2 separate regions of the Homo sapiens genome follow, and region 1 is linked to region 2. The links are chromatin loops, found by intact Hi-C in ENCODE. Cell type or tissue: ovary. All regions are shown on one strand.

What was found. A loop is a pair of places that touch in the nucleus more often than their neighbours do. Peaks named below come from ENCODE experiments on the same cell type or tissue, not always from the same donor. Only the 100,000 strongest peaks of a DNase experiment are listed, where the experiment ranks them.
Region 1: it touches region 2 in a loop (2.5-fold over the local background); 45 of 110 quality-filtered maps call a loop at or near these places.

What each region holds. Positions count from the first base shown.
Region 1 is chr3:126,993,748-126,996,247 of GRCh38, reverse strand. The region is part of intron 3 of PLXNA1 (plexin A1); the gene reads right to left. Among named protein-coding and RNA genes, the nearest start is that of PLXNA1, 12 kb to the right of the region's middle. RefSeq lists enhancers at 1,155-1,214, 663-1,296. In ovary, no CTCF peak of the experiment used is centred here; no DNase peak of the experiment used is centred here; H3K27ac peaks cover 556 bases.
Region 2 is chr3:127,546,752-127,549,251 of GRCh38, reverse strand. All of the region lies in intron 6 of LINC02034 (long intergenic non-protein coding RNA 2034), which reads right to left. Among named protein-coding and RNA genes, the nearest start is that of LINC01471, 10 kb to the right of the region's middle. RefSeq lists a silencer at 1,009-1,328. In ovary, a CTCF peak has its summit at 1,220 (motif pointing left); DNase peaks (open chromatin) are centred at 1,311, 1,941, 2,111 and 2,480; H3K4me3 peaks cover 1,006 bases; H3K27ac peaks cover 1,429 bases.

The sequences.
Region 1 (2,500 bases), 550 kb after region 2:
GCCGGGCGGAGGACACCTCCCACGCTGCGCAGGGCTCCAGAGGCTTCGCTCCAGCTCCAGGCCCCGCAGGCCACCATTCCCGAAGCTCAGGGATGGCAACTAATGCCACAGGCCTCCTAAGCACTTCAGAGACCCAGCTGCTGCAGGTTCCACCACTGGGAACCCCTAGGAGTGCTGAAGAATGGTGGGGACCAGGAAAGCTGCAGGAGGTGCTGCAGCATGAGTCCTGAGGGCCCATGAGCACAGGGACAGGGGCCAGCCAGGCCAGGACGCACACAGGGAACTGCAGCTGCAGCCTCTGTGCAGGGACCGCCACAGGGAGATGCTGTGATGGCTCATCGGGGTCAGCTCCAGAAGGAACTTCAAGCCCCAAGCCTCCCTGGGGTATGCCCAGATGCACCCAACATCCAGGGAAGGAAACCAAGGCCCCAGAGGATGGGGCTTCACCAGGGCCATGCCTCAGAGCCCAGGTGGGTGGCTTCCCTAAGCTACTCAAGGCCACAGTGCAGGTCCCTGGGCCACAAACTGGTGGCCAAAGGGATGCTTGAGTTGGTCCTGTTATACTCTCTTACAACGTGGATTTAATAACCAAGAGATCTCACACAAAATACAGGTTTCCAGAATCTTGAAAAACCGGGTGCTCAGGCAGTCAGGCCTACATTCCCTGAATGGGCAGGCTGGGCCTCAGCCAGGGGCTGGCTCCTTTTGCCCCGCAGCAGCAGCAGGACCAGAGCAGGGCTGGCCTCGGGTGCCCGTCAGCCGGCCCACAGGGCAAGGCTCTCCCCAGCTTCCTCTGTAGGGGGACAGCACCCGCTCTGCAGGAGGCCGGGGCCTGTGCTCTCCCCTCCCATGGGGGTACTTGGGCTGATGCTACAGGACCCAAAACAGGGGCTGCTCCTGTGAGCTCCTGACATGGCCCGGGGTCCCCAGAGGCCACGGGAGGAGCTGGGAGCAGGGCGCAGGAAGTTCGCTGAGAGAGGCACCCCAGGGGGAGAGGCTGCCTGTGTGGGTGCAGAGCAGGTGCCAGGCAGGGCTCTGGTGAAAGGAGGGGGGACAGGGGCACCCCCAGTCAGCCCCATAGCCGAAGTTGGCAGGTCTTAAATTAATCAGCTACAATTTCACACCCCAACAGTTTGACAGGAACTGGCCCGGGGCCAGCCAAGTCCCTGGAGCTCCCCAGACACTTTTTAAAGCCCGGAAAAGACTGGCCTGGGAAAGACAGGGAGTGGTAAGCCTGGCAGGCCTGCCCCTGGGTCAAGCGTGGGCTGGGGGTCCCCAGGGCCCAGCTCCAGGAGACCAAGTGAAGAAGGCAGGAGGCGGGGCCCTGTGCTCTGAGAGCACAGCCAGGCCAGCTGCCTCAGGGAAGGAGAAGCCCTATGTGAACAGGCAGGAGGGAGCCCCGGGGCCCGGCCTCTCCCAAGGCCCTGAGAGCAAGAAGGAGGCAGGGCAGCCCAGGGGCCGGGCTCAGCATGGCCCTCCTTACCCTGGCTCTGGACCCTGGACCACAGCCAGCCCCACACACAGGTTGGGTCAGCATGACAAGGAGAGACGAGGAGAAGTGAAGTTCTGCTGCCCCCGGGCCAGGCCAAGTAGAGGCCTGTGTGGCCAGCGGGGAGCAAGCATCCTTCACAGTGGAGCAAGGCCAGAGGCCTCGCACTGGAGTCTGCAGGACATAACAGAGCCAAGGCAAGCAGAGTAGGACTCGAACCCAGGCCCCAGAACAAGTGAGGGTAGATCTCCTCCTCCTGGCCCCTCACCCCAAACCCAGGGCACCCTCTGCCCATGTGGCCTGTGGTGGGAAGTTAGGCTTTGAAGGTCCCACGGTAACTAGGGAACAAGGGAGGCAGAGCGGATGGAACAGGCAGCCACCCCAAAATGCACCCACAGCAGCAGCACTCCCAGCCAGGTCGGAGGGCAGGAGCTAGCCAGACAGCCAGGGTCTTGGACTGTAACACAGGTGGGAGTGGGTGGCAAGGGGCTCCTCAGAGAGGGGGTCACTGAGGAAGGGGCCTAGCTCTCAAGGCTAGCAGAGAACTCTGCCCAGCCTCCTCCAAGGAACCGCAGAAAGGGAGGGAAGAGCCAGCAGCCCTGAGCACCTGCCTTGAGCACTCAGTTTCCCCACCTGTCAAACAGATGACAGGCTGCTATGAGGCCTCTGTAGGGTGCAGGCGCATGGTCAACACTCATCACACACCCCAGGCCACACGAGCATGCCAGGTCCGCATGGTACGAGGAGACACCAAGGCTCAGAGAGGCTGGACGGCTTGCTCAAGGCCACACAATGGGCAAGGAGAGGGCTGGGACCCACAATGACATGCAGCATTTGCATGACGTTGAGGTTCAAAAACCCTGCACGGGACATGCCCAGCTGCTGGACAGTTTGAGAGCAGGTGGATTTGGGTGAAAGAGTACAGGCGGCAGGTTCTTCACCAACATGACCGTGTCTGCATCCAGGGGGACAAAGCAGAGGCGTGCCTTGCCTGGGGGGGCCTCCGAACAA
Region 2 (2,500 bases):
TTTTCCTTTTTCTTTAAGTGCATTTTTAGCTTAAAGATAGTTTCTGGTCGGGCACGCTGTCTCACTCCTGTAATCCTAGCACTTTGGGAGGCCGAGGTGGGTGGATCACGAGGTCAGGAGCTCGAGACCATCTTGGTCAACATGGTGAAATCCCGTCTCTACTAAAATACAAAAAATTAGCCAGGTGTGGTTAGCTGGGCATGGTGGCATATGCCTGTAGTTCCAGCTACTTGGGAGGCTGAGGCAGGGGAATTGCTTGAACCTGGGAGGTGGAGGTTGCAGTGAGCTGAGATCGTGCCACTGCACTCCAGCCTGGGTACAGAGCAAGACTCCATCTCAAAAAAAAAAAAAAAGTTTCTTGGACATCTTTTGATAGGGCTAAAGCTTGACTTCTGGAGGGTCTTGCTTCTCAAAAACCACCCTTTTTATATGCCAGCCTCTGAGGTTCACTGTCGCTTGTGTGTCTGGTTTTTTTTTTTTTTTTTTTTTTTTTTTTAAACAGGGTCTTGCTCTGCTGCCCCGGCTGGAGCGCAGTGGTGTGATCACGGCTCACTGCAGCCTCGACCTCCTGTGCTCAAGCGATCCTCCCGATCCTCCCGCCTCAGCCTCCTCAGTAGCTGGAACTACAGGTGTGCGCCACCAAGTCAGGCTAATTTTTAAAAATTTTTTGTAGAGATGGGGTTTCCCTGTGTTACCCAGGCTGGTCTCGAACTTCTGGGCTCAAGTGATCCGCCCTTCTTGGCTTCCCAAAGTGGTGGAAATACAGGCATGAGCCACCGTGACCGGCCTGTTGCTTGAACTTCATTCCAGTGCTAAAAGGAAATGCATGAAAAGACAGACTTAAACCAAAACTATGTAGACATTGATGGAGAATTTGGCACTTGGATACTTGGATTCTTACTGCTGAGATTTCAATGGTTTGAGACGTGAAGATTGAAGCTGGGGATATGATGATGCCCGTGTTACAGATGAGGACACTGAGGCTCAGACAGTCGTGCAGCCTGCTGGCCTGCGGGGACGGGGACAGCGCTGCGGGACGGCGCCTGGCGCTGGGTCGGCCACTCCCAGCTGGTGACCTTGGCCACTCCCAGCTGGTGATCTTGGCTGTGAAGCGAGATCCAGAGAGGGGAGGGGCCCCAAGGACCCAGCCGAGTGCGGGCAGGGCGGAGCTGAGCGTGGGTCCCAAGGGAGTCCCCGACGTTCTGCGGCCCCCCCAACGCCCGGCCTCTGGAGGCCGTAGGGGCTCCCTGGCCTCTCGCCCCCAGTGCAGCCCGGGCACAGTGCAGTCGCTCCGCGCCATGCTTGACGTGGGCACCAGGGGGCGGTGCGGCACCAGGCATGGCGGCGCGCGGGGCCGGGCTCCGGAAGGGGAGGGGGGCGGAGGGGAGGGGAGGGGAGGGTAGGGAAAGGGACGGGAGGACAGCAAGGGGAGGGGAGAGGAAGGAGAAAGAGGGGAGGAGAGGGGAGGTGAGGGGAGAGTAAAAGAAAGGGGAAGGCAGCGAGAGGAGGGGAGAGGAGGGGTTGGAGTAGGAGGGGAGGGGAAGGAAGAGGAGGGGAGGGAAAGGAGGAGGAGGGGAAGAGGAGGGGGCGCCTCCGGACTGCCGCAGGCCCCTCTCAGTTGCGCCTTTCGGAGGGGCTGGGCAGCGCCTGCCCTGCTGCCCAGCCCCGGGCTGTGCGTCTGCTCTGAGCTGCGCCAACACCGCCTGGCTTACTCCCCTACCCCTCCCCCGGACCCAGTCCTTGCCCCAGCTCCGTCCCTCCTCCCTTGACCCCTCCTGAGTACCCCAGCTTATGTCCCCTCTCCAGCACCCAGTCCGTGTCTCACCTCCAGACCCCAGCTCGCACCCCCAGCCTCAGACCGCACCCATTGACCACAGCCTGTGCCCCTCCCTCCCCAGTCGCACCACCTTCCCAACCCCAATCCTTCCCTCCTGAGTTCCCCTCCGAGCTTCATTTTCTTGCCTGGAGCTGTTTGGAGCCAGACTCTCAGGGTTTGAGCTGAGCCTGCCGCTGGCCTTGGTGTGGAATGGAAAGCCCACCACCGAGCTGGCTTCAAACCCTCCAGGGCTCCTGTCACCTTAAAATAGAATCCCCATGAATGCCCTGCCGCCCAGCTGACACCGCGGCTCCCCTCTCCCCTCCTCTCCTCTTGCAGCGGGCACAACAGCCTTCCTGCTATCCACAAGGCCTCAGGGTTGTGCCTGCCTCCTGCCCCAGCACGTGTGGCTCCCTTGCCTGGAAAGCCCTTCCCTGGCAATGCCCCTCAACCTCTCCTGATGGCCCAAAATTCTCTCTCCCCCCGATGGACCAAGTAGTCCCAATTCCTCCCTGGATGTTTCTGTTCCACTCCCCTATTTATTCCTTCCTTTTTCCCCCTAGAACTTCAGGGCAGCACCCTCCCAGTCTCTGTCTCCACGGGACCTCCCTCCAGCACTGACAGGGCTGCCTGGCACATGGCAGGGACTCAGTGACATGGGAGTGGAGGGTGACCTCAGTCTGG